Regions from separate parts of the Homo sapiens genome. Here regions 1 and 2 are each linked to region 3. Evidence: read pairs that join two places in POLR2A ChIA-PET (ENCODE). Cell type or tissue: OCI-LY7. All regions are shown on one strand. Links, peaks and the distances in the headings refer to the core of each region. The heading gives the core; the rest is flanking DNA.

Region 1 (5,308 bases), core at 48-5,047, 58 kb before region 3:
TGCAAACCTTGATCACTTCATTAAGATGATATCTGCCAGGTTTCTCCAATATAAACTTATTTTCTTTCTATACTGTCTTCTTTGGATGCAGTCACTAAGTCCAGTCCACACCAAAGCGGAGTTTTCCTTTTTAGTCTTTTCTTGGCATCCTCCCCTTAAAACTATTGATCTGTATCTGTCACTATATCTATTATCTGTTATCTATGATCTATGATGCATTATATCTATAATCTATTATGTCACTACTGTATTTCTTAGAGTTTTATGTAAATGAAATAATATAGTATGTACTCATCTTTGTCTGTTTTTTCACTCAGAATAATTCTTTTTCATGAGAGAACATGAACCAGAATTTCTTTTTTTTTTTTTTTTTGAGACGGAGTCTGGCTTTTTTACCCAGGCTAGAGTGCAGTGGCATGATCTCGGCTCACCACAACCTCCGCCTCCCAGGTTCAAGTGATTCTCCTGCCTCAGCCTCCCAAGTAGCTGGGGCTACAGGTGTGCACCAGCATGCCCTGTTAATTTTTGTATTATTAGTAGAGATGGGATTTCACTATGTTGGCCAGGCTGGTCTCGAACCCCTGACCTCGTGATCTGCCTGCCTCGGCCTCCCAAAGTTCTGGGATTACAGGCGTGAGATACCGCGCCCGGCCATGAACCAAAATTTCTAAAAAGAAAATGATTAAAATTTTAAAAAGTAAACTTAAAATTACTTTTACATTTTGATATGTTTTCACTTTGGTTGAAATATGCACAGCTACTTATGCATCACTTTTAAAAAAGTTCAAAATACCATATAATTTCTCTTTTGATTTTGTTCTTTGACCCATGGGCTATTTAGAAGTATATTACCTTGCTTCCAAAATATTATAGTTTTTCTATAGATCTTTCTGTTACTGACTTCTAATTTAATCCCATTATAGTCAGAGAACATACCATATGATTTTAATCTTTTCAAATTTATTAAGATTGTTTTATGGTCCAGAATATGGTCAGTCACGATAAATATTTCACATGTTCTTGAGAAGAATGTGTATTCTGGCTGGGTGCAGTGGCTCATGCCTGTAATCCCAGCACTTTGGGAGGCCAAGGTGGGCGGATCACTTGAGGTCAGCAGTATGAGACCAGCCTGGCCAACATGGTGAAACCCCGTCTCTACTAAAAATACAAAAATTAGCTGGGCTTGGTGGCATGTGCGTGTAATCCCAGCTACCCTGGAAGCTGAGGCAGGAGAATCACTTGAACCTGGGAGGCGGAGGTTGCAGTGAGCCAAGATTGTGCCAATGCAACTCCAGCCTGGGTGACAGGGCGAGACTCTGCCTTAAAAAAAAAAAAAAAAAGAATGTGTATTCCGCTGTTGTTGGCTGGAGTCAAATAAGTTGAGAGTATTGTTCAAGTCAGCTCTGTCCTTGCTTATTTTCTGTCTACTTAATTCTTGGGAGAAGTGTATTGAAAACTCTGATTATAATTATGGATTTGTGGATTTTCTTTAAAGCCTTGGTCTTCACATGTGCAGACAATGTTGACTGTATGCCAGTATTGTTTATAAAGTACCATATATGCTCCAGATGGTGTTATAGCCCATCATAGAGAATTCACTCTTTAATCTGTCGGGCTGATAGAGGAGGGGGCTGATAATCTCATTTCAATCTGGGACTGAGCATGGGTGGGATTAGGATGGGGGCCTGGGTATCGTAGAAGTGGATTAGACTCAGCCTGTCTCTGATTTGTTCTCTTTCCTTGGGAATGGCCCTCTAGGGCTTTTAAAATTGAGAAAAAGGAGTTTGTTACCTTTCTTGAAGGTTTTCAGAAAATTAAGTTCTGCTCTTAAAAGGTTTTCAGATTGGGTATTCAGTCTCCTACCCCAAGCATCTTCAAAATTTGGCATGCGGCTTCCAGGGGAGACTAGGCGCCTCCATTTAACATCTGAAATATTCAATTTGTCTCCCTACTGGTCCACATGTATACCAAAATCTCAGCTGATTTCACCGTTTTCTGTACTGGGAGCTTCTGCTCTGGGGCCAACCCTGGATTCTCAGCCTCTGGTTATACCCAGAATAAAAAAGTATCTAGAGCCTCTGTATCAATACTCCTTCTGAGGCTAACTCTTATCTGTTTCCATTTTAGTCCTCTTTCTATTGGTAATACTGTGGTATCATTTCTTTTTCAAATTTATATCTGATTTTTTTTACTAAGATATACATTTAGTTTACCTTTCTTCATCTTGTTTACTGTGATTTCACTGTTCTTGAAATATATATATCTAAATCACTTTTCAAATGTATATTTTACCTTCTTTACGATTCTAAAGTATGCATAAATCATTTTCAAAAAAAAGCTAAAAAGAGGCCTTCCTAGGACTTTGACTTCTGTCAGTATGACAGGCTACATACTAGAAAGCACCCTGCTACTCTAAAACAAGGAGATTCTGGAAAAGGATTTTAAATACATTTTATTTATTTTATTTATTTAAATACATTTTATTTCAGTAAATAAGTAAAATCTTCAAATTGTCCAAAAAAAAAAAAAAAAAAAAAAAGGCTCAAACCAGCATGGGAGCATGAATATTAAGAGGCTTGGAGTTTGGTATTGCCCTAAGGGTAAATGTAGACATATGAGTGTTTACAATTGTTTGGAGACAAACTTTGGGCTAGTTCCAGACAGGTCTCTTGAACCTGAGATTCCTAAATAAGGAAAAATATTGGAAAAAACTAAAGTAGTTCCAGAAGGGTAGCTCCTGTTGGCTTCTAGTAAAAGCATGAAAAAATCCCCAATATAAGCCTTCAGGATCCCCAAAGAGTAAGATAAATACCTCTGTTCTTACAATAAGAAACAGAGATCAGCAAACATAAGAAAAAATGTCAGTGTGATTAAGTTAGAACAACAAACAACAGATTTAGACCTCCATGGTCTTCAAATATGGGAATTATAATATTCAAATTATAAAATAGCTTTATATGAAATACTATGAATTTTTAAATGGAATTACAAAACAAGCAACAAAGACGGTCATAAATAATTGGAATTTTTAAAATAGAAATAAACAATGTATGTGAAAATGAAAAATATAATTGTTGACATTTTAAAACCTCATAAAGCCATGGCTGAAACTGCAGATTACACATGGATGAAAGGAGAATTATATCATGGAAGCTGAATCTGAATAAATTACCTAGAATGTAATAGAGAAAACAAGAAGATGGAAATTATAAAAGTGGGATTAACAGATGTGCAAAATAGAATAAATCTAATTTATGAATATCTGGGAGATTAGTGAGAATATAGAAAAAGGAATAATTAAAGGATTAATGATTATTTTTCAATTCTGATGAAAGATATAAATTTATGAATGCCCAAAACATGATTTATAGCAAGCTTGATAAATAAAAAGGACTCTAGTCTGGGCATGGTGGCTCACGCCTATAATCCTAGCACTTTGGGAGGCCAAGGCAGTCATAGCACTTGAGTCCAGGAGTTTGAGACCAGCCTGGGCAACACAGCAAAACTCCATCTATACAAAAAATACAAAAATTAGCCATATGTGGTGGCACACATCTGTACTCCCAGCTACTTGGGAGGCTGAGTTGGCTTGGCAGGTTGAGGCTGCAGTGAGCTGAGATTTTTGCCACTGCACTCCAGCCTGGGTGACAAAATGAGACCCTGTCTCAAAAAAAAAAAAAAAAAACGAAAAAAAAAAAAGTTCAAAAAGGACTCTAGACCTAGATACCTTATAGTAAAACTCCAGAGAACAAAGGTAAACATATTTTAAAAGCATCTTTTTTTTTTTTTTTAAGATGGAGTCTTGCTCTGTTGCACAGGCTGGAGTGCAGTGGCGCGATCTCGGCTCACTGCAAGCTCCGCCTCCCAGGTTCACGCCATTCTCCTGCCTCAGCCTCCCGAGTAGCTGGGACTACAGGCGCCCGCCACCACGCCCGGCTAATTTTTTTTGTATTTTTAGTAGAGACGGGGTTTCACTGTGGTCTCGATCTCCTGACCTTGTGATCCACCCACCTTGGCCTCCCAAAGTGCTGGGATTACAGGCGTGAGCCACAGCACCCGCCCTTTAAAAGCATCTTTAAAAAAAATTTCCTATTGATGAATGACAACTAGACTACAGATTTCATAACAACAAAGGTAGAAAATATATTTATCAATAATATCTTCAATGTGCTAAAAAAATCATTAACTGTCAACCTGGAATTAGATAAATCATTGTCCACTTTGAATTATGTACCTAGAAGAATTATCTTTCAGGAATGAGGGAAAAATACAGCTATTTTGAGGCTAACAACATCTGAGAGAATCTGCCACAGCTGACCTTCACCAAAAGAATGTCTAAAAAATGACTTCAGGAAGAAGAAAAACGGTCTCAGAATGAAAACCCAAGATCCAGAAAGTGATAGTGAGGAAAGAAAGTGATGCAATCACCCGACAGGTTCCTCCTGCCTGCTGCACAGACAAAATCACTGAGGCCTGCCACTGAGACCATGGCATTGCAGTGGAGAAAGAATTCAGTTGACCCAAGGCCAGCCCATGAAGGACAACTGGAGTTATCACCCTGATCAATCTCCCTGAAGGCTCAGAGCTTAGGGATTTTGTGGACAATTTGGTGGGCAGGGGGCTAGGGAATGGGTGCTGCAGCTTGGTTGGGGATGAAAACATAGGGATGTGGAAACTATCCTCATGAGATGAGCTGAGTCTGCCTCTGGGTGGGACCACAGGACCAGCTGAGTCACGGCTCAGGAGTCTGGGTGGGGTCAATATGAAAAACATCTCAAAAAAGACCAATCTTGGGTTCTACACTATAGATAACATCTAGAGTGATGTTATCTATAGGAGCAATTGGGAAAGTGACAACTCTTGTGACCTTTGGCCACATGACCCATGAGCAGTAAGGGATTATAGAAACTGTGTCTACATCTAAAAGAAAGAAAGAAAGAGAGAGAGAAAGAAAGAAAAAGAAAGAGAAAGAAAGAAGGAAAGGAAGAAAAAGAAAGGAAGGAAGGAAGGAAGGAAAGAAAGGAAAGGAAGAAAAAGAAAAAGAAAGAAAGGAAAGAAGGAAGGAAGAAAGGAAAGAAAGAAAGAAAGAAAGAAAGAAAGAAAGAAAGAAAGAAAGAAAGAAAGAAAGAAACTAACTATGTCTACATCTTATAAGAGTTCAGACCTTTACCATAATCCTATTCCTGTGGCCTTTCATTAGTCTGACAAAGGTGGTTTTTGGCCCCTGAGCAAGGAAGGGGTTAGTTTTAGGGAAGGACTGTTATGATCCTTGTTTTCAAGTTAAACTCTAAACTAAATTCCTCCCAAA
Region 2 (5,308 bases), core at 115-5,114, 67 kb after region 3:
TTGTTATCTCAGGGCACCTTTTAAGTTTTGGTTGTGACAATTTTCACAGAAGCGTTGTTCGATTCTTAACACTGGACCAAATCCTGGAGACTTGTGCAATGATGGCCACCATTTGGGGGAATAAGTGTATGTTACTAAGTGTCTAGAAACTACTTCAAATACCTGTTTTAAGAACCTTGCTACAGTCTGTTTAAATGTAGTTTTTTCAAAATAGATTTTTAATGGTTATCTTCTGAATAGCTTGGATTTGCAATTGAAGAGGAAAGCAGCTCTTTTTAAAAAAGTAGATTACATCAGAGATGGAAAAGTTGTATCTAATTCTGTGTGATGGTTGCTATGGTGATGATTGAATGTAAATTTCAGTTTATGGAAAACCCTGTTAAGGTTTTGATTAGAGACCAGAGGTGAGGCTTGGGGTCAGTTGGTGAAGTGGCTAAAAAGCATCTATTAATGGGGCGAAAAGAAAAAAGAATGACGGGGTCACATGCAGCTCGCTCCACACCCAGGTATCAGTCAGCACAGGCTTATCTCATCATGGGGAGACGGTACAAATTAGAGCAGGGAAGGAAGAAAGGTGCTTCCCTTTTCCCTTGATTTCTTCCTTGAGGAAACGGAAGACGGGAAAGCATCCTTGGAGAGAAGGCAGCTCTTGCAAAGGTGAACTCCCATGTGCCAGTGTCATTGGTTTGAAGTAGGCATTTGGCATGTGGGAAAGGAGCTTCAAACAACAGATGCAGGAGCTGGACTCAGCCATCTTGATGACCCTGCAGTCACGATTCCCATCCTTTGAGTACCCGCTCTTACCAGCAAGAAGGAAAGGAAAAAAAAAATCAGCAGAGGAGTAATAACATCAAGTTACCCTAAAGCTTCAATCGTTAGAATTGTAAATCAACCTGGAGAGCAGGCTTTGCCCCTTAAGTTAAGCCATTTAATCTAAGAAGGGACACTTAAGGATCAGGAGTAACTGATCTATGAACAGGTGTTTGTTTATCGAAATCTTACTCTATAGTGCTAGCTATTTCATTCTCTAGTATTTGTGTGCAGTTGCTCTAATAGTGCATCCCCCCCTTGTTTCTCTCTCTCTCTCTCTCTCTCTATATATATATATATATATACACACACATATATTTATGTATGCATATTTTTTAAAGTCTATAAGAGTGAGAAAGTATACCAATTACTTTTCATTAACACATCTATAAAAACCTGGATCTTTAAGTCCCTGAGCAAAATGTGGTCATCACTGCCCTCGTGGGTAATTGCATACAGGCATAGTCACTCTGTGATACAGGCACTCAGGATAATTTTAAAAGTGTTCCAGATGCAGTTGCTGCTACCCATGTCCTAAGTAAAATTGGGAAGTCACCAAATTTGCCTTCTGATAACCTTCCAGCTCTTCTTCCCTTACCCTTCTCCATTATGACTCATCTTCTGCACAGCAGCCTCCGGTTCGGTGCCTTCATGTCCAGAGTCACCTACTTTGACTGTGGAAACATCCTACTAGAGCCCCCTTTTGGGCCCAAGTTTCCAGAATGATCTTTCTCTTCAACACTCTCCCAAACCTAGCTGAAATCTGCTCTCCAAAGAGACTGATCTCAGCATAATATGAGAGAATAATTGGATTAATGGTCGTCCTTGAGGGAGTGTCTAGAGGAGAGCCAGCAGCCCTGGTTTAGGTTTCGTGGCCAGTTATTCTCTGACTTTGAGGCATACACAGAAGTCAGACATCACATTTGTTATGGGATGAATTGTGTCTACCTTATATTCATATTTGGAAGTCCTAACCTTTCGTACCTCAGAACCCGACTGGATTTGGAGATAGAGTTTTTAAAAAGGTAATTAAGGTAAAATGAGGTCATATAGATGGGCCCTTATCCAATATGACTGGTGTCTTTAGAAGGAGAGGGGATTAGGACACAGATGTGTGCACACACGGAAGAGAAATTATGGAGGACAGAGTGAGAAGCCAGCCATCTGCAACCAAGCAGGGAGGCCCGAGAAAAAAACAACCCTGCTGACACCTTGATCTTGGACTTGTGGCCTCTAGAATTGTGGGAAAGTAAATTTCTATTGTTTAAGCCACACAGTCTATGGTGTTTTGTTATGGCAGCCCTAGCAAATGAATACAGATTTATTGATGGATAACACTCGTAGGTGACTGGGTAGATTTTACACTGAGTGACTGAAGCATTATTCAACATTGTCTTGATCTAGTTCAATATGATAATCCTGAGTTCTGCTTTTAGGTCCATAAATGCAATTGAACTAGTGCAGCACAGCAGAAATCCAACATGGCATCAACATGTGAAAGTGAATTGCAGGATTTATAGTTGACTACCTGTTAAAAAGCAATCAATAGTATGAATACCAAAGACGTAGACTCAACCTAAATGCCCACTAATGGTAGACTGGATAAAGAAAATGTGGTACATATACACTGTGGAATATTATGCAGCCATAAAAAAGAATGAGATCATGTCCTTTGCAGGAACATGGATGGAGCTGGTGGCCATTATCCTTAGCAAACTAACAGAGGAACAGAAAACCAAATACTACATGTTTTCACTTACAACTGAGAACTAAATGATGAGAACACATGGATACATAGAGGGGAGAAACAGACACCAGGGCATTCCTGAGGGTGGAGGGTGGGAGGAGGGAGAGGATCAGAAAAAATAACTATTGGATACTAGGCTTAGTACCTGGATGACAAAATAATCTGTACAACAAACCCTCATGACATCCATTTACTTATATAACAAACCTGCACATGTACCCCTGAACTTAAAAGTTAAAAAAAAAAAATCAATAGTATGATGTGGCCGCTAAAAGCTACCACAGTATTAAGCTACCTTAATAAGAGAATGGCTCCTTTGTCCTAGAATAATTTCAGTATGTTCTACCAAGAATGGTGTTCCATTCTGGGTGCCACCTTTTTAGAAGGAAACTGGCTGACTAGAATATGTCCAGAGAAGAACAACCAAGAAGCTTGGAACCATTTATGCACCATTTTTTGGAAAGGGCTGAGGCTGTGTTCTGAGTTGCAAGGTAAGGGAGATCTCTATTTGAGGTGGAGGTTGCTGAGAGGAAGGAAGGGTGGACATGATAGTGGGAGTCCCATCACTCTTTCCACCCTGGGTGATTACAAGGTTGGGGATTGCATGGCACTCCCCTGGGGACAGTGACTGGTCATGTGAACTAAGTTGGAGCAGTCAGAATGAAGGGAAGAGTTTCTGTTCCATGCTCGTGGGAATATTTTTCTCTTTTCCTCTGGACCTTGTTGTGAAGTGAACCTGTGGCTACCACAGCCGTCTTGCCACCAGCTTGAGAATTTGTGCTGAAGATGGTAGAATAGAGAAATGGGAAGAACCTGGGACCTTGGTGCTGTGGCTGAACACTTACCAACCCCAAACCTGCCTGAATGCTGGGCTTTGGATTCCAGGAGATAAATGTCCTTAATGTTTAAGGCATTTTGAGTTGGGATTTCTCTTGCTTGCAGCAGAACTATCTTAACAGATTCTGCAAGGTTGGACTAAAGATAAGGATGAGCTTTCACAGATATTAATAATTTTTTTTTTTTTTGAGACGGAGTCTTGCTCTGTCGCCCAGGCTGGAGTGCAGCAGCGAGATCTCGGCTTACTGCAACTTCCGCCTCCCAGGTCCAAGAGATTCTCCTGCCTCAGCCTCCTGAGTAGCTGGGACTATAAGCACCCACCACCACACCTGGCTAATTTTTGTATTTTTAGTAGAGGCGGGGTTTCACCATGTTGGCCAGGCTGGTCTCAAACTCTTGACCTCAAAAGATCCAGCCACCTTGGCCTCCCAAAGTGCTGGGATTTTAGACAGGAGCCACTGCACCCAGCCCAGATATTAATAATTCAAAATGCACATCAGTGGAGTAGACTCAAGAAGGGAGCTCTTGTCTCTGTAATATTCAAGTAGAGGTTGACCATGATAAAAAAAAATCCTTGAGTGTAATTTGCACTAAATGATTCTTCAGGTTCTTTCAAATTCTGATCATCTAAGATTCAAAAATAATTCTTACTAAAGTGTGACTGTCTGTGAAGCTGAACCTTCCCCAGAGCATTTGCATCATCCTCAGTGTGATAACTCAGATGAAGCTTTTATTAGTTGAATGTGGAGGTGGGGGAGGTTTTTGTGTATGAGAACCTTCCAGGTGCTCCTTGCCTACTTGGTATTAGTGGGTCGCTCTCCTCTTCCCCTACAGGGGTCTGTGTCTCTACTTTTGGAAGGTTGTTGAACCTGAACAAAGAGGAAATAAACTATATTGTGACTGCAGGGTTGGCAAAACACTACATACAAAGGACTACAATATCATGAAAAGGAAAAGTGAAAAGGAGGAAGGTGTTGAGGCAGTGGGCACAGAGGCTCAGAGGAGTGGTGGAGAGGTGGGTCATAGGTTGCAAGATCCCAAGGAAGGAATTTTCTACCTGTTTTAACCCATGCTCCCTTTTGACTCACACCCTCCTTCTATAGTGCATTTATTAAAATAATAGTTTAAAATTTTAATTATAGTATAGGCCAGGTACAGTGGTTCAAGCCTATAATCCCAGCACATTGGGAGATCAAGGTGGGAGGATCCATGGAGCCCAGGAGTTCGAGACCAACCTGGGAAACATGGATAAACCCTGCCTTTACAAAAAAAATTTTTTTTGAGACAGGATCTCACTCTGTCACCCAGGCTGGAGTGCAGTGGTGTGATCTCGACTCATTGCAACCTCCGCCTCCTGGGTTCAAGCGATTCTCTTGCCTCAGCCTCCCTAGTAGCTGGAACTACAGGTGTGTGCCACCACGCCTAGCTAATTTTTTGTATTTTTAGTAGAGACGGGGTTTCATCATGTTGGCCAGGCTGGTCTCGAACTCCTGACCTCAGATGATCTGCCCACTTCGGCCTCCCAAAGTGCTGGGATTACAGGCATGAACCACTGTGCCCAGCCTACAATTTTTTTTAATTTAAATTAGCTGGATGTGGTGGCATATGCCTGTAGTCCTAACTACTCGGGAGGCTGAGGTAGGAGGATCATTTGAGCCCAGGAGGTCGAGGCTGCAGTGAGCCATGATCACACCACTACACTCCAGTTTTGGCAATAGAGCAAGCAAGACTTTGTCTCTAAAAATAAATAAATAAATAAAATTGTAATATAATATTGGCTATGCTTCTAAAAGCTACACAATTTCTCTATTCTAATTCATCATTCTGGCAAGACCTTTGCAAAAACTCTCACCTCCCTCTGAGGTGATGAGAACCCCTGGGACAGATTCTTCTTGATCCTGATCCCAATGTTGA
Region 3 (5,308 bases), core at 130-5,129:
GATGGCCGCCAGGCGGCCCAGGAGATGGCCTCGACCATCAAGCACCAGGACCTGCACCTCCGCCATCTTCGGCAGCCGCTTGGGAAAGCTCTTTTTTTTTTTTTAATAGAGAGAGTGTTTCACCATGTTGCCCAGGCTGGTCTTGAACCCTGAGCTCAAACAATCCTCCCGCCTCAGCCCCTCAAAGTGCTGGGATTACAGGTGTGAGCCACCGTGCCAGGTCTACCTCATACTTTTTTTTTTTTTTTGAGATGGAGTGTCATCCTGTCACCCAGGCCGTAGTGCAATGGTGCAATCTTGGCTCACTGCAACCTCCGCCTCCCTGGTTCAAGAGATTCTCCTGCCTCGGCCTCCCAAATAGCTGGGATTATAGGTGCCTGCAACCACGTCCGGCTACTTTTTGTATTTTTAGTAGAGACCAGGTCCATGTTGGCCAGGCAGGTCTCGAACTCCTGACCTCAAGCTATTCGCCCGCCTCGGCCTCCCAAAGTGCTGGGATTATAGGGATGAGCTGCTGCACCTGGCCTCATCCATGTTTTGTGTACATCAATAGTGCATCCTTTTTATTACTGATTAGTTAGTATTCCATTGTAAGAATGTTTTTATTTTTAATTTTTATTTTATTTATTTATTTATTGAGACAGAGGCTCACTCTATTACATAGGTGGAGTGCAGTGACACAATCTTGGCTTACTGCAGCTTCTGCCTCCCAGGTTCAAGCAATTCTCATGCCTCAGCCTCCCGAGTAGCTGGGATTACAGGTGCACACCACCAAGCCTGCTAATTTTCAGTAGAGACGGGGTTTTGCCATGTTGGCCAGGCTGGTCTTGAACTCCTGATCTCAAGTGATCCGCCCGCCTTGGCCTCCCAAAGTGTTGGGATTACAGGCGTGAGCCACTGCACCCAGCCTGTTGTAAGAATATATCAGTTTTTTAATCTGATGAACATTTGGGTTGTTTCCAGCCTGAGCTATTATGAATAAGGCTGCTGTGAACATTCATGTATAAGTCATTGTGTGAATACAGGTTTTCATTTATCTAGGAGTGGACTGGCTGGCTCGTGTGTTGTTTATTTAACTTTATAAGAAACTTACCAAACTAATTTTCAAAATGGTTGTACCATTTTGCATCTCTACCTGTAGTGTGGATTAAGGCCTAACTTCTGCTTTCACAAAGGTCATCATCCCCAGAATAGAGCCCGGTCCACCTCTCCCAATCTTTTCTTTCTTTGTTTTCTTCTCTTTGCCTTTCTTTTTTTCTTTCTTTTCTTTTTTTTTTTTTTTTTCTGAGATAGCATCTTGCTCTGTCACCCAGGCTGCAGTGCAGTGGTATGATCAGAGTTCACTGCAGCCTGAACCTCCCAGGTGCAAGTCATCTTCCTGCCTCCACCTCTCAAGTAGCTGGGACCACAGGTGAATGCCACCATGCCCAGCTTATATTTATTTATTTATTTGAGACAGAGTCTCTCTCTGTCACCTAGGCTGGAGTGCAGTGGTATGATCTCAGCTCACTGCAACCTCTGCCTCCCGGGTTCAAGTGATTGTCATGCCTCTGCCTTCTAAGTAGCTGAGATTACAAGTGTGCGCCACCACGCCCAGCTAATTTTTGTATTTTTAGTAGAGACGGGTTTTCATCATATTGGTCAGTCTGGTCTTGAACTCCTGACCTCAAATGATCTGCCCGCATTGGCCTCCCAAAGTGCGGGAATTACAGGTGGGAGCCACTGCGCCTGGCTCCAGCTAATTTATTTTTATTTTCTGTAAAGACAGAGTCTTGCTATGTTTTCCAGGCGAATCTTTGCTTTTCTATGAATGAGTGGGTGCCTAAGTTTGAGAGAAGGAAGTGGGGGTGAGGGGTGGGGTTGTCCATAGAGTATGCTGAGTTTTACGGCAGCCCCGTCTGTGGGCATTTCCTGGGCAGGGCAGTGGCATCTGACCCTTTCAGACCATGGGGCAACAGCTCCAAATTCTCACCTTGGTGGTTGATTCATCAAGTACTGAACAAAGGAAAATACTAAAAGATTATTGAAAGGGGAAGTGGCTAGAATGGGCCCATTGTCACGTGTGTGAATGACTCTTTGTGCTTGTCTTTTACCAGATGGGAATCCTTATCTGCTTTCTGTTTTCGATATTTGTCAGAGAAATGTGTCTAGGGCTTCATCCTTTCCCTTCCCATAACCTTTTACCTCAGGTTGCAGCCAAAGAGGAAGCAGAAGTTCTGCTGTCAAAAGGGGAAGAAGAAAAGGTAATGGTGACTCTCCCCAGACAATAAAAACTCACATAAAACTGGTTTAAAAGTAACACAGCCTAGTGAAGCCAGACTCACCGACAGAGCCTGGGTCTTCAGCAGTTAGACAAGTTGGCCAGGAGCACACCAGGGCAGTTGGGAGCAGGGAGAGCAGACAGCCCTTTACTGCCATCCCCTTCAAAGATGCCCAAGGACATGCCCAGCCCAGGCTGGTCCACTGACAGCAGTGGGGATGGAAAGGCCCATGGCTTTCTGAGGGTTCATTTACCTCCCAGGCTGTCTGAGCATCTGGACTTTTCCCTCTGTCCTTCCTTCCACAGGCAGCGCTTCCAGGAGCACTCCCTGGTAAGCATGCATCGCACACACATAATTGCTTTTTTTTGTTTGAGAGAGGGTCTCACTTGGTTGCCTGCGCTGGAGTGCAGTGGTGTGATCACGGCTCACTGCAGCCTCGACCTCCTGGGCTCAAGCAATCCTTCCACCTCAGCCTCCCGAATAGCTAGGACTACAGGTATGTACCACCATACCCAGCTAATTTTTCTATTTTTTTTTTTTAAAGATGGAATTTCGCTCTTGTTGCCCAGGCTGGAGTGCAGTGGTCCAATCTCCGCTCACTGCAACCTCTGCCTCCCAGGTTCAACCAATTCTGCCTCAGCCTCCTGAGTAGCTGGGATTACAGGCATCCACCACCACATCCAGCTAATTTTTGTATTTTTGTATTTTTTTAAGTAGAGATGGGGTTTCATCATGTTGGCCAGGCTGGTCTCGAACTTCTGACCTCAGGTGATCCACCTGCCTTGGCCTCCCAAAGTGCAGGGATTACAGGTGTGAGCCACTGCACCAGGCCAATTTTTGTATTTTTTGTGGAGATGGGGTTTTGCCATGTTGCCCAGGCTGGTCTCGAACTTCTGGGCTTAAGTGATCTGCCCGCCTTGGCCTCCCAAAGTGCTGGGATTACAGGTGTGAGCCACCATGTCCAGCCGTGCACACTTAATTCCTTCTCAGAGTTTGCTTCCTGGGGAGCACAACTGGGACAATTACTTAGGGAAAAAAGTAAGCAGTGAACTTCTATGATCCTATTTGTGTGACGAATATATATATACTTCCAAATGCGTAGAAAATTTGTGGAACCACACAAAAGGTGCTGTTAACAATAGCCACCTTCAAGGATGAGGTCTGGGATCTTTTGGGATGGGGAAGGTGTGGCTTTATACTCTTTACCATAAACATGAATTACTTTTTCTTTTATCATTAAAAAAGCCTTTTACTTCTGAAGAGGCATGCAGTCGAAATATGAATAGTTGTCATAGCTGCTGTTTGTGAAACACGTTCTACATACCATCTATTTCAGCACGCATTCCCTAGTCCTCACAGTGATGCAAAGAGGTGGATGCCTGATTACACCATTTTGCAGATAAGGACACTGAGTGTCAGAGATGCCAAGTGACTGGTCCAGGAGCATTGGTTACCAGGCAGAGGAACTGGAATAGACTTGGGCTGTCACTCCAAAGTTCAGGTTCTTTCTGAGCTTAATCAGGATGTGTGTCTTTCTGTCAGCCCAAATGATACCTTATGTTCTAAGCCAAGAATATGGTATGGGGGAAAGAGCAAATTACTGGGAGTTGAGCAAGCTTCTGTTCCTGTTGCCATCATTAGCTAAGTGACCTCTGTGCCATTTATTTATTTATTTATTAGAGACTGGGTCCCACTATGTTGCCCAGGTTAATCTCAAACTCCTGAGCTCAAGAGATCCTCCTGCCTTGGCCTCCTGAAGTGCTGGGATTACAGGCCTGAGCCACCATGCCTGGCTTCTCTGTACCATTTATTGTCTCTGTGCTGCACTCACCTCATCTGGAAAATTCCCAAAGGCAGTTTGGTGTAGAGACAGAACCAAAAAGCTCTGGGGTTGACATAGCTGTATCCCTCTATTTACTGTGTGATTTTTAGTAAGTTACTTAACCTCTCTGAGCCTCAGTTTTCCATTCTCTGAAGAAGAGAAAATGGGTTGTAAGACTCAGGGTTGTTATGAGGGTTAAATAAGATAGTGTAACAGCATTTATTGTATTCTAAGCACTCAAAAAAAGAACTCTCTCCTCCTTGAAATATAAACTTTGATTTTGGGGGTAAAGAAAAACTGCCCATAGTTTTAGTATAAGTAACAACACCCAATTTGATGAAGAAAATATGTTTAATGTATGTGAAAGGACTGGTTTGGGATTCTTTTATGGTTCAGCAGAAGAAAGAAACCATTTTTCTCATACCCATAGTCTAACTCCACACAGATCCACTGACAGATCTCCTAGGGGGATAGGCTGTCCTGGATGGGAAGTGAGAGAGCGAGAGGTCCCACCTGGAGAGTGTGAAGGGGAAAAAACGAATCCCTAGACTTGGGAAGAGTGATATTATTGTGGGTTGAATGGTGGCTCCCAAAAACGTGGCCCACATCTTAACCCCTGGAACCCGTGAATGTGACGTTATTTGGAAAAAGGGTCTTTGCAGATATAATCCCAAGGTGAGATCATCCTGGATTATCTGTTGGGTTTTTTTTTTGTTTTGTTTTGAGATTGAGTCTTGCTCTTGTCACCCAGGCTGGAGTGCAGTGGCACGACCTCAGCTTACTGCAGCCTCCGCCTCCAGGTTCAAGTGATTCTCTTGCCTCAGCCTCCGGAGTAGCTGGGATTACAGGTGTGTGCCACCACACTTGGCTAATTTTTGTATTTTTTTTTTTTTTTAATTTTAGTAGAGACAGGGTTTCACCATGTTGACCAGGCTGGTCTCGAACTCCTGATCTCAGGTGATCTGCCTGCCTTGGCCTCCCAAAGTGCTGGGATTACAGGCATGAACCACCACGCCCAGGCCATCCTGGATTATCTGGATGGACCCTAAATCCAATGACAAGTGTTCTTATAAGAGACATAGAAGAGAGACCTGGGGAAAAGAGGTGATATGAGGAGGGAGGCAGAGATCTGAGTTATGCAGCCACAAGCCAAGGAACTCCTGGAGCCACCAGAAGCTGGAAGGAGCAATGAAGGATTGTCCTCCATGTCTTCAGAGGGAGTGCC

What was found. ChIA-PET counts read pairs that join two places held together with the same protein. Peaks named below come from ENCODE experiments on the same cell type or tissue, not always from the same donor. Only the 100,000 strongest peaks of a DNase experiment are listed, where the experiment ranks them.
Region 1: POLR2A ChIA-PET joins it to region 3 with 5 read pairs; 3 of 35 experiments call an interaction of 5 or more read pairs at or near these places.
Region 2: POLR2A ChIA-PET joins it to region 3 with 9 read pairs; 3 of 35 experiments call an interaction of 5 or more read pairs at or near these places.

Annotation. Positions count from the first base shown.
Region 1 is chr10:96,802,595-96,807,902 of GRCh38, reverse strand. No RefSeq gene overlaps it. Among named protein-coding and RNA genes, the nearest start is that of MIR607, 24 kb to the left of the region's middle. In OCI-LY7, for the core only: no CTCF peak of the experiment used is centred there; no DNase peak of the experiment used is centred there.
Region 2 is chr10:96,677,802-96,683,109 of GRCh38, reverse strand. All of the region lies in intron 2 of PIK3AP1 (phosphoinositide-3-kinase adaptor protein 1), which reads left to right. Among named protein-coding and RNA genes, the nearest start is that of PIK3AP1, 40 kb to the left of the region's middle. RefSeq lists an enhancer at 4,074-4,333. In OCI-LY7, for the core only: no CTCF peak of the experiment used is centred there; a DNase peak (open chromatin) is centred at 4,189; H3K4me3 peaks cover 824 bases; H3K27ac peaks cover 1,849 bases.
Region 3 is chr10:96,745,046-96,750,353 of GRCh38, reverse strand. It overlaps the pseudogene RPL13AP5. Among named protein-coding and RNA genes, the nearest start is that of PIK3AP1, 27 kb to the right of the region's middle. In OCI-LY7, for the core only: no CTCF peak of the experiment used is centred there; DNase peaks (open chromatin) are centred at 1,353 and 2,133; H3K4me3 peaks cover 955 bases; H3K27ac peaks cover 2,664 bases.